3 separate regions of the Homo sapiens genome follow, and regions 1 and 2 are each linked to region 3. A link is an interaction called in ENCODE POLR2A ChIA-PET data of the cell type or tissue named here. Cell type or tissue: Panc1. All regions are shown on one strand. Each heading gives the region's core, and the rest is flanking DNA. Links, peaks and the distances in the headings are about the cores only. Region 1 overlaps LOC124902216 (a long non-coding RNA gene). Region 2 overlaps PTPDC1 (protein tyrosine phosphatase domain containing 1). Region 3 has its middle 51 kb from the start of PTPDC1.

Evidence for each region. Peaks named below come from ENCODE experiments on the same cell type or tissue, not always from the same donor. Only the 100,000 strongest peaks of a DNase experiment are listed, where the experiment ranks them.
Region 1: POLR2A ChIA-PET joins it to region 3 with 7 read pairs; 2 of 35 experiments call an interaction of 5 or more read pairs at or near these places.
Region 2: POLR2A ChIA-PET joins it to region 3 with 5 read pairs; 3 of 35 experiments call an interaction of 5 or more read pairs at or near these places.

What each region holds. Positions count from the first base shown.
Region 1 is chr9:93,976,910-93,983,694 of GRCh38, reverse strand. It overlaps LOC124902216 (a long non-coding RNA gene), which reads right to left. Exons shown (of 3, transcript XR_007061672.1): 2 at 6,572-6,785; 3 at 3,041-3,276. Among named protein-coding and RNA genes, the nearest start is that of BARX1-DT, 24 kb to the right of the region's middle. RefSeq lists an enhancer at 3,669-4,168. In Panc1, for the core only: no CTCF peak of the experiment used is centred there; no DNase peak of the experiment used is centred there.
Region 2 is chr9:94,091,806-94,098,590 of GRCh38, reverse strand. It overlaps PTPDC1 (protein tyrosine phosphatase domain containing 1), which reads right to left. Exons shown (of 9, transcript NM_001253829.2): 5 at 3,137-3,274; 6 at 12-1,270. Among named protein-coding and RNA genes, the nearest start is that of PTPDC1, 11 kb to the right of the region's middle. RefSeq lists an enhancer at 3,625-4,377. In Panc1, for the core only: no CTCF peak of the experiment used is centred there; no DNase peak of the experiment used is centred there; H3K4me3 peaks cover 373 bases; H3K27ac peaks cover 529 bases.
Region 3 is chr9:94,029,883-94,036,667 of GRCh38, reverse strand. It overlaps a transcript of PTPDC1 not described here. Among named protein-coding and RNA genes, the nearest start is that of PTPDC1, 51 kb to the left of the region's middle. RefSeq lists a silencer at 5,577-5,996 and an enhancer at 6,267-6,316. In Panc1, for the core only: no CTCF peak of the experiment used is centred there; a DNase peak (open chromatin) is centred at 5,934; H3K4me3 peaks cover 1,764 bases; H3K27ac peaks cover 1,384 bases.

The DNA of each region.
Region 1 (6,785 bases), core at 496-5,495, 52 kb after region 3:
ACTTAGTCATAAATTATGTCCCAAGGCCAATGTCTAGAAGGGTATTTCCTAGGTTTTCTTATAGGATTTTAATCTTTTTATGTATTACATTTAGGCATTTTATCCATCTTGAGTTAATTTTTGTATATGGTGGCATGTAGTTGTTCTATTTTTATTCTTCTGCATGTAGTAAGCCAGTTATTCCAGCACCATTTATTAAATAGGGAGTCCTTTCTTCATTGCTTATTTTTGTCAACTTTGTCAAAGATCAGTTGGTTATAAGGGTTCAGTTTTATTTCTGGGTTCCTATTCTGTTCTGCTGGTTTATGTGTCTGGTTTTTTGTACCAGTACCATGCTGTTTTGGTTACTGTAGCCTTGTAGGATACTTCGAAGTTGGGTAATATGATGCCTCTCACTTCATTCTTTTGGCTTAGGATTGCTTTGGCTATTCAGGCTCTGTTTTAGTACCATATGAATTTTAGAGTAGTTTTTTTCTAATTCTGTGAAAAAATGGAAAAAATGACATTGGTAGTTTGATAGGAATAACATTGAATCTGTAGATTGCTTTGGCTTTATGGACATTTTAGTAATATTGATTCTCCCAATCCATGAGCATGGAATGTTCTTTCATTTGTTTGTGTCACCTGTGATTTCTTTTAGCAGTGTTTTGTAGTTCTACTTGTATAGGTCTTTCACCTCCTTGGTAAGATATATTCCTAGATATATTAGTTCATTTTCATGCTACTGATAAAGACATACCTGAAACTGGGAACAAAAAGAGGTTTAATTGGATTTAGAGTTCCACATGGCTGGGGAAGCCTAAGAATCATGGTGGGAAGTGAAAGGCACTTCTTACATGGCAGTGGCAAGAGAAAAATGAGCCAGAAGCAAAAGCAGAAACCCCTGATAAACCCATTAGATCTCATGAGACTTTTTCACTGTCACGAGAATAACACGGGAAAGACCAGCCCCCATGATTCAATTACCTCCCCCTGGGTTCCTCCCACAACACATGTGAATTCTGGGAGATACAGTTCAAGTTGAGATTTGGATGGGGACACAGCCAAACCATATCACTAGATATTTTATTTTTTGTGGCTAGTGTAAATGGAATTGCATTCTTGATTTGACTCTCAGCTTGAACATATTGGTGTACTGAAATGCTACTGATCTTTGAATATTGATTTTGTATCCTGAAACTTTACTAAAGTTATTTATTAGGTCTTGGAGCATTTTGATGGAGTCTTTAGGGTTTTCTAGGCATAGTGTTATTTCACCAGCAAAGAGACGTCATTTGACTTCTTTTCCTATTTGGATGCCTCTTATTTCTTTCTTTTGTTGATTTCTCTGGCTAGGACTTCCAGTACTATATTGAATAGGGGTGGTGAGAGTGGGCATTCTTGTCTTTTTCCAGTTCTTAAGAGGAATGCTTCCAGCTTTTGCCCATTTAATATGATGTTGGTTGTAGGTTTGTCATAGATGGCTCTTACTATCTTGAGGTACGTTCCTTCAATGCCTAGTTTATTGAGGGTTTTATCATGAAGGGATACTGGGATTTATTGAAAGCTTTTTCTTCATCTGTTGAGATGATGATATGGTTTTTGTTTTTAATTCTGTTTATGTGGTGAATCACATTTATTGATTTGTGTATGTTGAACTAACCTTGCATCCCGGGAATAAAGTCTACTTGGTCATGATGAATTAACTTTTTGATATGCTACTGGATTCAGTTTTCTAGTATTTTGTTGAGGATTTTTGTGCCTATGTTCATCAGAGATATTGGACTGTAGTTTTTGTTTATTGTGTCTTTGCCAACTTTTGGTATCAAGATGATGCCAGTTTCATAGAATGAGTTAGGGAGGAATCCCTCTGTATTAGTCTGTTCTCCCATTGCTGTAAAGAAATACCTGAGACTGGGTAATTTATAAAGAAAAGAGGTTTAATTGGATCATGGTTCTGCAGTTTGTACAGGAAGTATAGTGGCTTCTGCTTCTGGGGAGGCCTCAAAAAGCTTCCAATCATGGCAGAAGGCAAAGAAGGAATGAAGCACTCCACATGGCCAGAGCAGTAGGAAGAGAAGAAAGGGGAGGTGCCACACACTTTTAAACAACCAGATATCATGAGAACTCACTCACTCTTGTGACCACAGCACCAAGGGGGGATGATGTTAAACCATGAGAAACTGCCATGATCTAATCACCTCCCACCAGGCTCTACCACCAGCGTTGGGGATTACATTTAAACATGAAATTTGGGTAGGGATACAGATCCAAACCATATTACCCTCCTTCTTGATTTTTTGGAAAAGTTTCAGTTGGATTGGTACCAGCTGTTCTTTGTACGTGTGGTAGAATTTGTCTGTGAATTCACCTGGTGCAGGGCTCTTTTTGTTGGTAGGTCTTTTATTACTGATTCCATCTTGGAACTCATTATTGGTCTGTTCAGGGTTTCAATTTCTTCCTGATTTAATCTTGGGAGGTTGTATGTTGCCAGGAATTTATCAATTTTCTTTTAGTAATATTTTTTTTGTGCTGGAGAGGGCAAAGGTATACCCCATAATGAAATACATGCAACCAAAATCTTCCCTGTATTCAAGGCTAACTTTAAATTTTTGAACATCAAGACCTCAAACAAGGAACAGACCTGTGCCTAAATAACTATAGTATACACACCCTTCAATAAAGCAGATGAAAATCTGAATCCTTAGTTCAGAATCCCTGAACTAAGAAGATTTCAGGCAGAAGAAATTTCCCACCATGATACATGCAAATACCTTATCGGAAAAGGGCATGTTCACCTCTGATACCACACCTACTGTATTTAAACCTCACAGCAACTCCACGAAATAAGTTTCATCAGTAATGCCATTTTACAGAAAAGGAAATTGAGGCATAGAGAAGTGAGGTGAAATAATTTGCTTGAAATCACCAAAACAACAAAGTAGCATTGCAGAAATTTTATAGCCAAACTAGTCTGAGTTTGACACTACCACTTATTAATGATATAATCACGTATTAGTTTCCGGTGGCTGCTGTAATGATCTACCACAAACTGGGCAGCTTAGAACCACAGAGTGAGTTTATTCTTTTACAACTCTGGAGGCCAGAAGTCTGAAATGAAAGCACCAGCAGGGCTGTGCCCCTTCTGCAGGGTCCAGGGCAGGATGGATCCCACTCTTTCTCCTTAGCTCCTGGTGGCTGCTGGCACTCCTGGGCATGACCTGGCTTGCAGCTTCATAACTCCATTGTCACATGGCGTTCCCCCCGTGTGTCTCTCCTTATGTGGCACTTTTCTTTCTGATAAGGATACCATTCATATTGGATTAGAGCCCACCCGAATGTCCTCATCTTAACTTGATTACATCTGTAAGACCCTATTTCCAAATAAGGTCATATTCACAGCTACTAGGAATTAAGACATCAGCCTATCTTCAGAGCAGATTACGATTCAGCCCATATCAAGCACCACAGAGCCTTGATAATAGGTCTCCCCTCCCTAAATCTCACATCACTCATCTACGTTCACAGTCCCTTGGGGCACCTCCTGTGCCAGACCCCACAGCCAGCCAAGTGCAGTCCCTGCCTCCATGAGGTTTTGGTCAAATGGGAGGATGCACATTAAATGAGTAACGCTCAAGGAAACGTGCACATGCAGACTGTGGTGCATGCTGTGAAGGAATATACATGGGACAGAAAACCTGCCCTTTGGACTGGGGTCTAGAAAGCCTGCCCTGAGGAACTCACACTCCAGCTGAGATAGGGAGGCCCTGCCAAGGGAGAAATGCAGGCAGGAGGGGAGAGCAGATGCACATTCTCAGGGAGGGAAAGAGCTGCTGACTAGAGGGCAAGAAGGGGCCTGCATGGCCGGAGCTTGGGGACAAGAGGAGGGGTGCCGCAGGGGAGGCAGCTAGGCCTGTGGCCAGTAGGAGAGAATGCTCTTGGAAGCTAGAAGAGGCTTTTAAACTTGGAGCAACAGGATGCAGACCAGGATTTAGGGAAATGGGATGTGGAGCAGAGTGGAGACGAGAGTAAGTGGGCTGTTGTGGAGGCTGCAGGAGTTCAGGGAAGGGTGGACTGGGACAGCAGAGTGAGTATGGGGGCCAGGAGGGAGTTTGAGGTGACAGCCACATGGGTTGTAAGGGGGCTTAACAGGAGGAGCAGCCTGCAGGTCACTGGGGATCCCGAGGAAGCACTTGGTCAGTGGTCACCCCTTGTTCTAGATCTGATGCCAATGAGCTGGGGGCCTCGGCCAAGGGACTGCACCTAATGGGGCTGAGTTCCACTGACTGTCACACCACTTTGCATTGGGCCTGGCATTGGGGGAGCCCTTGTACCTGCTGCACCCACTTGCCCTCCGTACCATCACCAGATGGCCTCCAGAGTGCTGTTATCTGTGTGCACAGTGGGGAGGGCCTGGGGTCCACTTGAGCCCTTGCCCTAGTGCTGCACGAATGAAATATTCCTCCTTATTCCTGGAGGCCAGTGCTTTCCAGACTTGGCTGACTATAAATGTCACTCTAGCTACTTGTGGAAAATGCAGACTCCCTGGGTCCCCCACTGGATGTTCTGAGTGGAAGATTTGGGAATCCATATATCCAGCCAGCATCCTAAGGGTTCTTACGAGAAGGCCTTCTCCTAGCCTGAGATGGCCTCACTGCTGCACAAAGTGATATCCCTTGGTGAAACTCACTGTGGCCAAAGCCGGGTGATCATCTGTGTGGCTGGTTGATTTGTGTCTTTTCAGCTGACAGTACCCCAGGGAAGCAGCACCACCCTGTCTCACTTGTGTGTCCTGGTGACTGCAGATGAGCTCATGAGAGCACGAATGAATGAATGGCTTCCCAATGAAGCATGTCCCTCAGGGCAGAGTAAGGAAGAGAGGTGGTGACAATGGGCTCAGGACCAGGAGAGGGTGAGCTGGGAGGGTGCTGTCAGGAACAATGTTGTAAATATCAGGACCTGGAGAAGACTTAAAGCAACATTGCTCAGGCTTGCATCATGCACTGTTTGGCACATGTGGGGCAGAGAAGCTCTGGGATAGAGCTGAATGCTCTGGGGCATGGGGTTCCCCCTGTCTGGGTTGGGGCAGGGAGCATGGGAGCAGCTTAAGGTGAGTACATACTAGAAGGATGAGGAGGAATTTTCCAGGCGAAGGCATGCAGGATGGGCATTGCCCTGGCCCAGGGAATAGTCTGGACAAAAGTTCAGAGGAGGGAAGGAAGGAGCATGACAGCTAGGAACTTCAGCTTGCTCGATGGTAGGACTGGGACCCCTGCCACCCACAATTTTTCTTTTTGCCTTTTATTATGCAAATTTTCAAACAGAGAAAAGTGAAAAGAATAGTACCATGAACAGTCATCTCTACCTAGGTTTAATAATTGTTAATAGTTTGCTTTTTCTCTTTTTCTGTTTTGCAGAGCCATCTTAAATTAATTATGGACATTGAAACCCTTCACTTTTAAACATAACCCCGATTATCACAGCTTAAAAAATTAGCAGTAAAACCTGAAGAGCACTCCTACCTGGTTCTTTTGGTTAAGGCCTGGCAGGAAGCAGGTGGTGTGCTGGAGCCAGGCCATCAGGGAGAGAAGAGTAAAGGACAATTGACAAGGATGGACAATTAGGGAAATAGTTGTCACCAGCTATGGGCTTGCAGGGCAAGAGAAAAAGTTGGCTGGAATTCAGAGAAGCAGCTGGATGGAGCCTGCCAGCCGCCTGCCTGGAGCAGTGGCTTTTGGTGGAGGCACAAAATCCACCTGAGCACCTGCGAGTGCAAGAGAAATAAACCCCCATCCTCTCCGTCTCCCAGGGGCTGCCCTCCTCCAGGTGCACCCATCAGCCAACCCACTGGAAACAAGGCTTCTGCTAACTAAGGTTGAACAATGGTGCCAACATCTCAGTGGCTTCCAGCAGCATCTGTTCATTCTTTCCCTGCTTCCATGTTGACTGTGGATTGGGCAGTCCTCTTGTCTGGGACACACCAAGACCCACACCTCGGGTCTTAAAGCTTCTGTTAGGAAGTGGTGCCCATCAATTACACTCATATCCCACTGGCCAAAGCAACACACACAACCCAGCCAGCTGTCAGCAGGACCAGAGGTAAGACCCTTTCTCATGGCAATAGGTAGGGTTGTAAATTCTGAGTGTGAGGAGAAATGAATATTTGGAAAAATACAATTTGTTCAGCTGGGAGCCTGATGATGTATTTTATAGAGGTCAGCTCCAGGGCGCAGAGCAGAAGGAAGGAGGAGAGTGGGCCTGGTGGAGAAGAAGGAGATCCAGTGTAGTGATTCAAGCTCAGCTTCCCTCGTTGCATTTGTTAAAGCCAGTCTCCAGTTAGGGACCATGCATTGTGTTTAGCTATTATTTCTCTATGGCCTTTCAGTCTAAAACAGGGCACACCTTTTTCATGCCACTGACTTGTAGAAGAAACGGGGCTGGGTTCCTTGGAGAATGTCACCTATTCTAGCTTTTTCTGATGGTTCTCACCTCTCTACAACTGGAACAAGTGAGTCAGAGCAGCTCGATTTGCATGGAGAAGCAGACAGGAAATGATGGGAACATTCTCAGCTCCTGTCTTCCCCTGACTCACCTGGTGCAGGTTACACCTGAGATCCCCTCAGCCTGGAATGAAGTCCAGTGGTAGGGACGGCCAGCTGTCCACCAGCACTGGGCTTCCCCTGCCCCAGCAGGAGGTGGTTGCTGGGCGGCAGCTGCCCAGCCCCTTCACATCCACGTTTGGCTGCATGGCTACAAATGGATAATGGAATGGGAGAAGTAATGCATCTTGCTTTTGCAGTGAGGTG
Region 2 (6,785 bases), core at 981-5,980, 62 kb before region 3:
ACTAATAATACCTGCCACATTTCTACCTTCCTTTTTAGTTCCTCCTTTTCTACAGATTCATTTAAATTTGCTAGGGCTTTGGCCGCCAGTATTCTTCTTGCCTCAGCACTCAATTCAGACTGTAATGCAGAGTGTGAAGCTGCTTCAGACAGATCTTTACTGTCCTGGGTTTCATGTTCAACCAAGAACTGTGCTTTGGGACTGGAGCCACAGTCCAGAGGGCTTCGGGGTGTCCTGCTGTTCTGCCTGACAGAGCCAGGGCTCCCAACACCATGAGTTTTACACTGACAGTGAGACACTTGCTGGTGAGCAGGGTTTGGATCCTTATGGACATTTGCAAAGCTGGGTGAAACTGGCTCCCCAGGGCTGTGTGAGCCTGAAACATCTGCAGAGAAAGCTCCACTCTGCTGTGCTTCCTTTGGAATGATCCTTCCATGGAAAATTGGTGACCCATTATCTTTGAGTCCTTCCAGGCCTCCAAACTTTGACTGACTCCAGAAAGAAAGTGTGCTGCGAACCAAGGCTTCCTTGTGTAAGTCTGGTTCTGGAGACTGTGGGATGTAACAATGGCTTATGAGCTTCTGCTGCCTGGGCTTGTGGCCAACCAAGATCTGGGCAGGCACTGTCTGTGGAGTCTCCCCTTGCTCCAGGAGGTTCTCGGCCCTCTTTAAATCTGAGTCACTGTAGCTGAGCCGCCTTTTCAGATGAGTCAGGGGTTGAAGGCACTCAACATTCCGCCTTTTCCAAAGAGGGTCAAACTGTTGCTCATTGGAGAAAATCATGCCTCGATTGTCAAAATCTGCTGCCACTGCAGTGGGGTTAGGCGGGTTGGACACATCACTGTCATGCCTCAGTAACTCTTTATCCAGCTGCATGGTGACCATCTCAGACATTGTCTTTTCTATTTCAGCAGAGAGACCAGGTCCTTCGGACACATCCTTCATCATCACTGGCCTGTTCTCCGCTAAGTCCAGCAGCAATTTGCAAACTAGGTGGATAATTTTTGGCACGTGTTTCAGAAGTCGTGCCTCATAACCATGAAGCAGATGACGCTGGCGAATTAGATATTGAGGTAAGGTGACAGCATGTGCTTTGGGATCACAGCAAGAGAATATATTGCGGAGAGGAGTTAGAAACTGAGTAAATTCCCTTACACAGAGGAGCTGTCCTCTGGTTTGTATGGAATTGGGTCGCTTTGCCCGCACAAATATAATTGCTTGGTCAGCAGTCATTCTCGTTGCAAAAACTAAGTAACAGGCTATTAAAACACCTAAACAGTGAAGAAGAGAAGACTGGTATGAGAAAAGCTTACATTTTTATTTATTTTATTTATCACTCTTTGATGATTTACAATTTGAATATGTGTTAAGAAACCATATAAATAGAGACACATTTTAAGGACAATTATGATGATAACTTTGTGACTTTTTGTAGAGGTGTTATTTTGCACGTTCCTTACTGCACAGAACTTTATTAAATGTCTATGTGGCACCGCCTCCCCATGACTGAGTCATCTCAGTAGCCCAGAGCTGTGCCAGCACAGGCACAAGGTAGGTGAGTAAGTGTGCAGGAGGGAAGGGAAACTGATCATCTGGCCCATCTATCCTCCTTGTTCTACTTAACTCCATCAGAAGAAAGCAAATCCTGTTTCTATTTTCCACTCTGAACAGTTCTTGAGAATTTCCATCCAATCAATCCATACACTTTGTGTTTGGAACCTCCCACCCTGCTATCTTTGCCATCAACTGCTGGCACATCCCAGCTTGGCACTCTCCCTACCACGGCAGTTTCTTCTTTAGGGATTATTCATATTTGCAGCCTACTTTTCTTCTTGGCAATTCTTTTTCCAGATTGTGCCTATACTAATATGTGTTTTCCTTCAGACCATGATATAATTCTATTTTTCCATAAGCAATTATGGAAAATTAAGCAATCTTAAGGAAGCCAGGCTTAGTGGTATAAACATTAGGTATTCTTACTAACATCTAATTAAAAGGAATAACTAGTAAGGTTATTACTAGTTAAAAGGTAATAATTAATAAATTAATTCAAATATAACAGTCAATTAATATTAAAGTAAAAGGCAAATCAAATACACCTGTGTGATCCCCAAGTTTGTGAACATCTTGTTACATATGAAAATCAGAACCTCTGAAAACTGCATGCTCTCCAGTTCACAGTCGGTAACAACATACCTTTCTCACTAGGACACAGAAGATCTTAGTATAAATGTAAAATGTCTGCAGAGCTATCATGTCAATGTCTAGAAACAGTGAGATTTTGGCTTGATCCTAAGAGCTACTAATCTCAAGCAGAGCTGAGTCCCCTCCCCTGCGCATGCTTCCAGGTATGTGGCAGATCCCCTGGCAGGAGCACAGGTACACTGCGGACAGAGCTGAGCTGCATGTGGTTGGATCAGATGACAATGAAAATTTCAGCCCTACGGCCTTCATTTTTGCCCCAATATCAGCACTGTAATGAAATTCAGCTGAATGTTTTAAGTAAAATCACTGACTTTTTAATAGAATTCTGGGCACAGATAGACTCTTCTTCACAAACAAAATCCTTATACCTCCAAAAATGGAAAGCACATGAACTCTGGAGTCAGACAACCATGGATTTAAAGTGTGGCCCTGGCACTTACTAAATGTAGCAAATTACTTCTCTCAAATTGCAGTTTCTCCAACTCACATTGTTGCTAAAGACTTTAAAATGATATATATACGGTCATTGTAACTACCTGTTTACGGTATTTCAAATATCTTAAAATTTTTTTTGATTTAATTTTTAATGTTAACATAATAATTATACATATCTATGGGGTATATAGTGATGTTTTAATACATATAATGTATAGTGATCAGATCAGTGTATTTAGTATACGCATAATCTTCAACATTTATCATGCATTTGTGTTGGGAACATTCAATATCCTCCTTCTAGCTATTTGAAACTATATATCATTTTAACTATAGACACCCTACAGTGGTACAGAACACTAGAACTTATTCCCTTCTTCCACCTGACTCCAAAGCTTTGATAGGATTCTGAGAAACATTTACCCTCAAATTAGGAAATCTTATTCCTTTTATGTTTAAATATGCCTACAGGCAATAAACCACCTCTTAGGACCTACCTGTTCGACCAAGCCCTGCATGACAATGGATAGCTACTTTTCCTTCCTGTAAGGCAAATGTCATCACCTTCACCATATCTAGGATAGTAGTAAGAGACGCTACACCATAATCCTTCCATCCGAAATTGTAGAAGTAAACTAGGAAAAAAGAAAAGGAAAAGAAAATCAACATACAGGAAATTAATGAAAGTACAAACACTAATGAAAAGTACACAGATCTACACTGAGACTGAGGCATGTAGATCTCAGTGCATACACTGCATAAAATAAGAGGGATTTTACATTCCCAGTAACTTTACTGTTAACATTTACTCACAAAGCACATTTTATGTTACTTAAGACATTTCCTGAGGGGAGGAGCCAAGATGGCCGAATAGGAACAGCTCCGGTCTACAGCTCCCAGCGTGAGCGACGCAGAAGACGGGTGATTTCTGCATTTCCATCTGAGGTACCGGGTTCATCTCATTAGGGAGTGCCAGACAGTGGGCGCAGGTCAGTGGGCGCACGCACCGTGCCTCAGCCGAAGCAGGGCGAGGCACTGCCTCACTTGGGAAGCGCAAGGGGTCAGGGGGTTCCCTTTCTGAGTCAAAGAAAGGGGTGATGGACGGCACCTGGAAAGTCGGGTCACTCCCACCCGAACACTGCGCTTTTCGGACGGGCTTAAAAAACTGCGCACCACAAGATTATATCCCGCACCTGGCTCGGAGGGTCCTACGCCCACGGAGTCTCGCTGATTGTTAGCACAGCAGTCTGAGATCAAACTGCAAGGCGGCAGCAAGGCTGGGGGAGGGGTGCCCGCCATTGCCCAGGCTTGCTTAGGTAAACAAAGCAGCCGGGAAGCTCGAACTGGGTGGAGCCCACCACAGCTCAAGGAGGCCTGCCTGCCTCTATAGGCTCCACCTCTGGGGGCAGGGCACAGACAAACAAAAAGACAGCAGTAACTTTTGCATACTTAAATGTCCCTGTCTGACAGCTTTGAAAAGAGCTGTGGTTCTCCCAGCACGCAGCTGGAAATCTGAGAACGGGCAGACTGCCTCCTCAAGTGGGTCCCTGACCCCTGACCCCAGAACAGCCTAACTGGGAGGCACCAGCAGGGGCACACTGACACCTCACACGGCAGGGTATTCCAACAGACCTGCAGCTGAGGGTCCTCTCTGTTAGAAGGAAAACTAACAAACAGAAAGGACATCCACACCAAAAACCCATCTGTACATCACCATCATCAAAGACCAAAAGTAGATAAAACCACAAAGATGGGGAAAAAACAGAACAGAAAAACTGGAAACTCTAAAAAGTAGAGCACCTCTCCTCCTCCAAAGGAACGCAGTTCCTCACCAGCAACGGAACAAAGCTGGATGGAGAATGACTTTGACAAGCTGAGAGAAGACTTCAGATGATCAAATTACTCTGAGCTACGGGAGGACATTCAAACCAAAGGCAAAGCAGTTGAAAACTTTGAAAAAAATTTAGGAGAATGTATTACTAGAATAACCAATACAGAGAAGTGCTTAAAGGAGCTGATGGAGCTGAAAACCAAGGCTCGAGAACTACGTGAAGAATGCAGAAGCCTCAGGAGCCGATGCGATCAACTGGAAGAAAGGGTATCAGCAATGGAAGATGAAATGAATGAAATGAAGCGAGAAGGGAAGTTTAGAGAAAAAAGAATAAAAAGAAATGAGCAAAGCCTCCAAGAAATATGGGACTATGTGAAAAGACCAAATCTACGTCTGATTGGTGTACCTGAAAGTGATGTGGAGAATGGAACCAAGTTGGAAAACACTCTGCAGGATATTATCCAGGAGAACTTCCCCAATCTAGCAAGGCAGGCCAATGTTCAGATTCAGGAAATACAGAGAACACCACAAAGATACTCCTCGAGAAGGCAACTCCAAGACACATAATTGTCAGATTCACCAAAGTTGAAATGAAGGAAAAAATGTTAAGGGCAGCCAGAGAGAAAGGTCGGGTTACCCTCAAAGGGAAGCCCATCAGACTAACAGCGGATCTCTCGGCAGAAACCCTACAAGCCAGAAGAGAGTGGGGGCCAATATTCAACATTCTTAAAGAAAAGAATTTTCAACCCAGAATTGCATATCCAGCCAAACTAAGCTTCATAAGTGAAGGAGAAATAAAATACTTTACAGACAAGCAAATGCTGAGAGATTTTGTCACCACCAGGCCTGCCCTAAAAGAGCTCCTGAAGGAAGCACTAAACATGGAAAGGAACAACCGGTACCAGCCACTTCAAAATCATGCCAAAATGTAAAGACCATTGAGACTAGGAAGAAACTGCATCAACTAACGAGCAAAATAACCAGCTAACATCATAATGACAGGATCAAATTCACACATAACAATATTATCTTTAAATGTAAATGGACTAAATGCTCCAATTAAAAGACACAGACTGGCAAATTGAATAAAGAGTCAAGACCCATCAGTGTGCTGTATTCAGGAAACCCATCTCACGTGCAGAGACACATAGAGGCTCAAAATAAAAGGATGGAGGAAGATCTACCAAGCCAATGGAAAACAAAAAAAGGCAGGGGTTGCAATCCTAGTCTCTGATAAAACAGACTTTAAACCAACAAAGATCAAAAGAGACAAAGAAGGACATTACATAATGGTAAAGGGATCAATTCAACAAGAAGAGCTAACTATCCTAAATATATATGCACCCAATACAGGAGCACCAAGATTCATAAAGCAAGTCCTGAGTGACCTACAAAGAGACTTAGACTCCCACACATTAATAATGGGAGACTTTAACACCCCACTGTCAACATTAGACAGATCAACGAGACAGAAAGTCAACAAGGATACCCAGGAATTGAACTCAGCTCTGCACCAAACAGACCTAATAGACATCTACAGAACTCTCCACCCCATATCAACAGAATATACATTTTTTTCAGCACCACACCACACCTATTCCAAAATTGACCACATACTGGGAAGTAAAGCTCTCCTCAGCAAATGTAAAAGAACAGAAATTATAACAAACTATCTCTCAGACCACAGTGCAATCAAACTAGAACTCAGGATTAAGAATCTCACTCAAAACCACTCAACTACATGGAAACTGAACAACCTGCTCCTGAATGACTACTGGGTACATAACGAAATGAAGGCAGAAATAAAGATGTTCTTTGAAACCAACGAGAACAAAGACACAACATACCAGAATCTCTGGGACGCATTCAAAGCAGTGTGTAGAGGGAAATTTATAGCACTAAATGCCCACAAGAGAAAGCAGGAAAGATCCAAAATTGACAACCTAACATCACAATTAAAAGAACTAGAAAAGCAGGAGCAAACACATTCAAAAGCTAGCAGAAGGCAAGAAATAACTAAACTCAGAGCAGAACTGAAGGAAACAGAGACACAAAAAACCCTTCAATAAATTAATGAATCCAGGAGCTTGTTTTTTGAAAAGATCAACAAAATTGATAGACCGCTAGCAAGACTAATAAAGAAAAAAAGAGAGAAGAATCAAATAGACGCAATAAAAAATGATAAAGGGGATATCACCACTGATCCCACAGAAATACAAACTACCATCAGAGAATACTACAAACACCTCTATGCAAATAAACTAGAAAATCTAGAAGAAATGGATAAATTCCTCTGCACATAAACTCTCCCAAGA
Region 3 (6,785 bases), core at 1,113-6,112:
AGGAAGTATTCTTTTGTAGCCACCAGAATCAGAGCAGGTTATGGCCTTGTGGTGGAACTTATCACTCAAAAAGTTACGGGTTAATATCACAAGGTTTACCATCCAAGAACACAATGGTTAGGTTTTAAAACATGACAAAAAATTAATCTAAATAAACCCACGCATATATGTTCAATATTTGACAAAGGTGCCAAGAGTACATGATGGGGAAAGGATAATCTTTTAAATAAATCGTGTTGGGAAAACTAGATACTTACATGAAAAAAAATAAAAGAAACAAACAGGACTCCTATCTTACACCACTTACAAAAATTATATAACTCAAAATGGATTAAAGACTTAAATCTAACACCTAAAGCTGGAAAACTCTGAGACAAAAACAGAGGGATAAAGCTCTTTGACATTAGTCTTGGCAATAATTTTTTGGATGTGACACTAAAAGCAGTCAACAAAAGCAAAAATAAAAAAGGTCTACAACAAACCAAAAAGATTCTGCACAGCAAAGGGAAGAATCAACAAAATGACAAGACAACCTACAGAATGGGAGAAAATGTTTGCAAACCATATATCTGATAAGGGATTAATATCCAAAATACATCAGGAACTCATACAACTCAGTAGCAAAAAAAAAACAAAAAAAAAAACAAATAATCCGATTAAAAATGGGCAAAGGACCTGAACAGACATTTTTCCAAATAAGACATACAAATGGCCAACAGGTACATGAAAAAGTGCTCAACATCACTAATCATGAGGGAGTGCAAATCAAAATCATGAGGAGATATCACCTCACACCTGTTAGGATGGCATTACCAGTAAGTCAAAAGATAGGTGTTGGCAAAGATGTGGAAAAAGGGGAAACCTTGTGTCCTGTTGGTGGGTATGTAAATTGGTATAGCCATTACAGAAAACAGTATAAAGTTTCCTCAAAAAATTAAAAATAGGACTACCACTCTATTCGGCAGTCCCACTTCTGGGTATTTACCCAAAAGATTTGAAATCAGTTGAAGAGATGTCTGCATGCCCACGTTTATTGTAGCAGTATTCACAATGGCCAAGTTACGGAATCAAACTAAGTGTCTATCAACAGATGAATGGATAAAGAAAATGTGGCATATATACACAATGGACTACTATTCAGCCTTAAAAAAGAAATACATTCTGACATTTGCCACAACGTGGATGGAATAAGAGAACTAAGAGACCATTATGCAAAGTGAAATAAGCCAGGCACAGAAGTACAAATACCACATGTTCCACTTATATGAGGAATCTAAAACACCTGAACTCATAGAAGCAGAGAACAGAATGGTGGTTACCAGAAGCTGACAGCTGGGAGGAATAGGAAGATGAAGGCAAAAGGGTACAAAGCCTCAGTTAGACAAGAAGGATAGGGTTTTTAAAAATTGAGATCTATTGCACAGTGTGGTGAATATAGTTAATAACAGTGTATTACATTATATTGCAAACTTCTTGGGAAACAGTATTGGGAACAGAATAAAATAAAAACACAGTCACAACACCAATTAAACAGGCAATTTAATTCCTAAAACAGAAGACTCAAGGAAGTGGAGAAAATGTAAATTCCTAGAATCTTTTCCACCTAAGAGTTGAATTATAAGGTATAAAGTAAACATATTACTATTGACTGCAAAGGCATGATTCTAAATGAATCATATACATTTTAAAATTGATAAATTTCAAATGTTCTCATCACAAAAAATAAGTACGTGAGGTGATGAATATATTAATTAGCTTGACTTAGTTATTCCACATTGAATTAAACCACAGCATCATTTTGCACCCCATAAATATATACAATTATAAACTGTCAATTTAAAATAAAATTTAAAAAATTCAGAGAAACCACTGAGAAAGATTATTGGGGGCACAATTTTCTAATAAAGTGTCCATATTAATTGTTCTTATACAGAATGATTTCTAAGAAAAATGACATCATAATTTCTTAGAAGTTAAGCAGAAAAATTACCAAAACATTGATACTTTAATGGAAGAAATGTAAATTACATCCCTTGGATAAACTGTAAAACATTTCAGACCTAGGAAATCTTTAACTGTGTTCTCATTTATTTTCCTTAAATCTCTGTTTTCTTTTCTGTTTGTTTGGTTTTTTCTGAGACAGAGTCTCACTCTATTGTCCAGGCTGGAGTGCAGTGGCATGATCTCGGCTCACTGCAACCTCCGTCTCCCAGGTTCAAGCAATTCTCCTGCCTCAGCTTCCTGAGTAGCTGGGAGTACAGGTCTGCATTACCACACTCCACTAATTTTTGTATTTTTAGTAGAGATGGGGTTTCACCATGTTGGCCAGGCTGGTCTTGAACTCCTGACCTCAGGTGATCCACCCGTCTCAGTCTCCCAAAGTGCTGGAATTACAGGCGTGAACCACTGTGCTTGGCCACAAATCTCCCATTTTCTGACACAGCCTAATTTCAAAACCTTAATTAAGACTTAAGAGTTTAAGATAATTTCCTAATATTTTTTCACAAATTTAAACTCAGTGAGGAACATATTTTCTTACCATGTTAAATTCACTGACATTATTCAGTTTTACTGTTTAAGCATTTATCAAAATCTGTAATTACTTTATTTGCTTACTATCTTTTTCTTATATAATTTATTTTAGGTTAGGGACCTTGTCTGTCTTCTTTACAGTTATATTGTCTACATCTACTATACTGCCTGGCACATGATAAGTGTTCATAAATATCTGCTAAATTAACAAATGGATGACTTTGGTCATAGAGAGCAAAACCTGATAAGAAACTAGATAGTCAATTTGCCCTTAGTTTTCTCAGCAAAGTTTTTTAAAAAGATGGCCCACTATTTTTTTTATGAATTTTTTTATGTCTCACATACAGTTAAGTGCTCCAGAAAATGCATCTTTTTGGAAATCAAAATGATCTTAAATATTACAGCAGGATAGGAACTCATAAATTTGCTCTAAAGAGAGTGAGAGAGGAAAAAAACTAATATTAATAGAAAATAGTTGTGCTTAGCACTCTACTAGGGCTTTACACATGCTGTCTCATATAAATGTCACAACCCTGGAGGCACTGTCCCCATTTTAAAGATTAGGAAAGTGAGAATCAGAGAGGAAGAACTGAGAATCAGAGAGGACGTCACCAGCCCGAGGTCACATAACTAGAAAGTACTGGAATTGGGATTAGAACACCGGTTCTTCCTTAAACACACTTTATTTCCTGTACCCCATGTTGCCTCCACAGAAACCAGAAAAATGAAATACAACTTTTTCAGTAACAACACATGAGGTACGTGAAACGATCCAGATAATAATTGCAAAGAAATGTTTTGATTATTCAACTTACATCATTTTTAGAAAAAGAAATATATAAGTAACTTATATAAAACATGATTCTGAAGAAACATTTCGATGTATACATTTTCCCATCCTCTATACTGCTTAATTTAGAACAAAGAAAATGTCTGGACTTTGAGGCAGTTGTTGGTTTTGAAAAAGGACGTGCAGGCTGGGGACGGTGGCTCATAGCTGTAATCCCAGCACTTTGGGAGGCTGAGGCGGGAGATTACTTGAGCCCAGGAATTCAAGACCAGCCTGGGGAACATGGCGAAACTCCATCTCCATAAAAAATACAAAAAGTAGCTGGGCGTGGTGGCACACAGCAGTAATCCCACCTACTTGGGAAGCTGAGGTGGGAGGATTGCTTGAGCCTGGCAGGTTGAGGATGCAGTGAGCTGAGATTGCACCACTGCACTCCAGCCTGGGCACCTGAGCGAGACACTGTTTCAAACTTAAAAAATAAATAAATAAATAGAGAAAAAGAAAAAGGATGTGCTTTTAAGAGAACTGTGAGGCCAGGTGTGGTGGTTCATACCTGTAATCCCAGCACTACAGGAGGTCAAGGATTAATTTAAGCCCAGGAGTATGAGACCAGACTGGGCGACAGAGTGAGACCCCGTCTCAAAATAAATAAATAATAAAACTTTAATAGTAACTTTCAAATAAATGCCTTGAACCTAGTTTTCAAGGAGGATCAGAATATCACAGAAGGAAGCTCATTTTAAAAAAGCAAAGCAAAATTGTCAGGACTGTCTCAAAATGAGAGCTGTTCCACAGGATAGGGTGCTGTCTCCTAAACCTTGGTTTCCTCCAACAAAAGATTTCCTTCCAAAGCTTGAATGGTCACTTGTCTGGAAAAGGAGATGGAATCTCTGTTTGGGAGGAGAAATTTGAGCCCCTTGGGTACAACCCCACGAAGACTTTGGGATTGGGTGGGAAATTAGACTAGAACAATTGTTCTTAAAATGGTCCCTGGGTCACCAATATGGGAATCATCCTAGAAGGGTGTGAAAATGCAGATCCTCCAGCCCTGTCCCTGATACTGAATCCTCATTTCTGGAGTGGGAGCTGAGATTTTGCATTTTTAAAAAGCCACAAGGTGGAATTCTTGTGCACTAAGAGGTCTGGACACAACTGGACAAGCTGGGAGCCAACAGGATGAGTGGGTGGTTTTGGAGCCACATAGACTTGGATTTAAATCCCAGTTCTTCCATTTAATATTAATAGCTCTGACTGTGACACGTCACCCAAACCCTCTGAGCTTGTTTTCCCACACAGTAAATGAAACGACACTTTGTTGTGGAGATCAAATAAAATTGTGTGGACATATGTATGTGTGTATATATGTATGTACCTGTACGTGTGTGTGTTAACAGTGCCTGGCATGGAACATTTATAAGATGACCTCTCGGAGTTTTCCGGTTCTCAATCTATGAATGCTAGTATGTTTTAATCCTTCCACATACATAACTATCGCAGGATCATCTGCTTATCCACCTCCCTAAAGCAGTGTTTCTCAACCTTTTCTTGATTTTCCCCCTCTCCTCCCAGGAGACGTTTTAGACATTTTATTTCCGAATCTGCTAACCCCATAAAATTTCAATGACATAGGTATAACGTATATCTGCTTGTTTTGAGGCTCTTTGGAAGGCCACAAAGGACGGTAATATCTACGATCTTTTTTCCCCCTAAGAACATGAGCAATATCACCCATGTTGAGAATGCATGTCCGAGAGATAAATGACTTGGTCAAGGTCACGTGACTAATTTAGTGGCAGAATTAGACCTAAATTAGAGGTCACAAACTGGCAGACTAGAACCAGCTTATAAATGTCTTTTGCTTGGCTTCCAGTGTTTCTTCTTTTTTTTTTAATTGATTGCCAACATTTACAAATCAAGAGATTTCACATAAAAATCCCGATATTCAACTTCTCATGAAAAATCTGAGATCGCTTCCAGCGGCAGTTGAGAGGCACTCGCCACCCCAGAACGTGGGGGTTCTCCCAGCATCTCCCAGCCTGGTCCCTGCAGACATCTGAATGTGAGACCCTCAAATCCAAGACCTTTAAACTTTAGTTTCAAGCTCACGACCCTCAGTGATTTGCCTCCACCACGCATCACTTAATATCTAGACGTTTAAAAAAACAAATCTGAAAGAACCATACTGAGTGTGCGGCTAAACTAGCTGCGAATTCCGAACCTTTTCCCGCTCGAGATTCCAAGCCCTCGGCGCCGGCTGGGGTCAGCAGGACGCGCCGTCCGTGTCACAAGTCGTCTGCGGTCGGCGGACCAGGGCGCGGCCGGCCCGGAGACGCTGCCCCGCGGAGGGTCTGTGGGTAGCGGGCCCGAGGGCAGCCTCTGCGCACCCTCACGGCGCGGCACCGATCCCTGCTGCTCCCGACGCGCCCTGGAGGCAGAGGGGTCCCAGCCCAGCCCGCCGGACAACGTCCTGGGGCGAGCGCCTGGGCTGCTCCCCGTGGCGGGGCGCCCCTGCTGAGGCCGCGTCCCCGGCGCTGCCCTCAGCGCGCCCGCCCGCCAATGTCAGCCGCCACACGCCGCACGTGACGTGTGCTGGCCAATGGAGGCCTGAAGCGGACCGTGACGAGAGCGGTGGCTCTGGGCATTTTCGAACGGGCGCGGGCGGTGAGGGAACCGTGAGGGACGCTGAGGGGATGGCGCGGGTGCGGAAAGGGGACCCTAAGTAAGGGGACGGCGTGAGGACGGCTAGGGGACGGCGCGAGCCAAGAAGGACGGCGGCGGAGCTGGCTGCAAGCGCTCCCCGGCCACAGGGTCGAGAAGAGTGAATGGAGGAAGAGCCAGGAGAGCCCTGGAGCACCGCGGACGGAACCCAGCGACTGGCCGCCTCTCCGGGCGCGCTTCCTGTGTTGTTCCTCCTGCTTCTACTGGTCCTATCGTCCCAACTCTTACGGCGTCGCGGCCCCAGGTGGTTCGTCGCGGCCCCAGGTGGTTCAGAGAAATCCGAGGAGCAGAATCTGGGTGAGAGCAAGGCCCAGCAGTTTACAGAGTGGCTGACGGGGTTTGCCTGCGTGTAACAGGAACCCCCAGATTCCAGTATCCTAAACCCACGAGGGGCTTTTCCCCTCTCCCATAAAAGAAAGTGGGAGGAAGGTACCTAAGGTCGTTCGGCTCTGTCATCCCTACACCTGGCTTGTGTCCACCAATTTGCCTTATGGGCCAAAATGGTAGTTGGAGCTCCAGCCATCACATCCTTATTTTAGAAAGGGCCTTTCTGGAAGTCCCACACAAAACCTTCTAACTACATCTTACAGACTCGAATTTAGTATCATGACCTCTCAGAGCTGGAAACTGTAATCTTAACTTGGCACATTGATGCCCTTAAAAATCTTTCCAAAATGAAGGGAAGAATGAATTTGATTAAGCAACTAGCAATCTGCTGCATCTTGTTTTTTCACCCTCGCAAGTG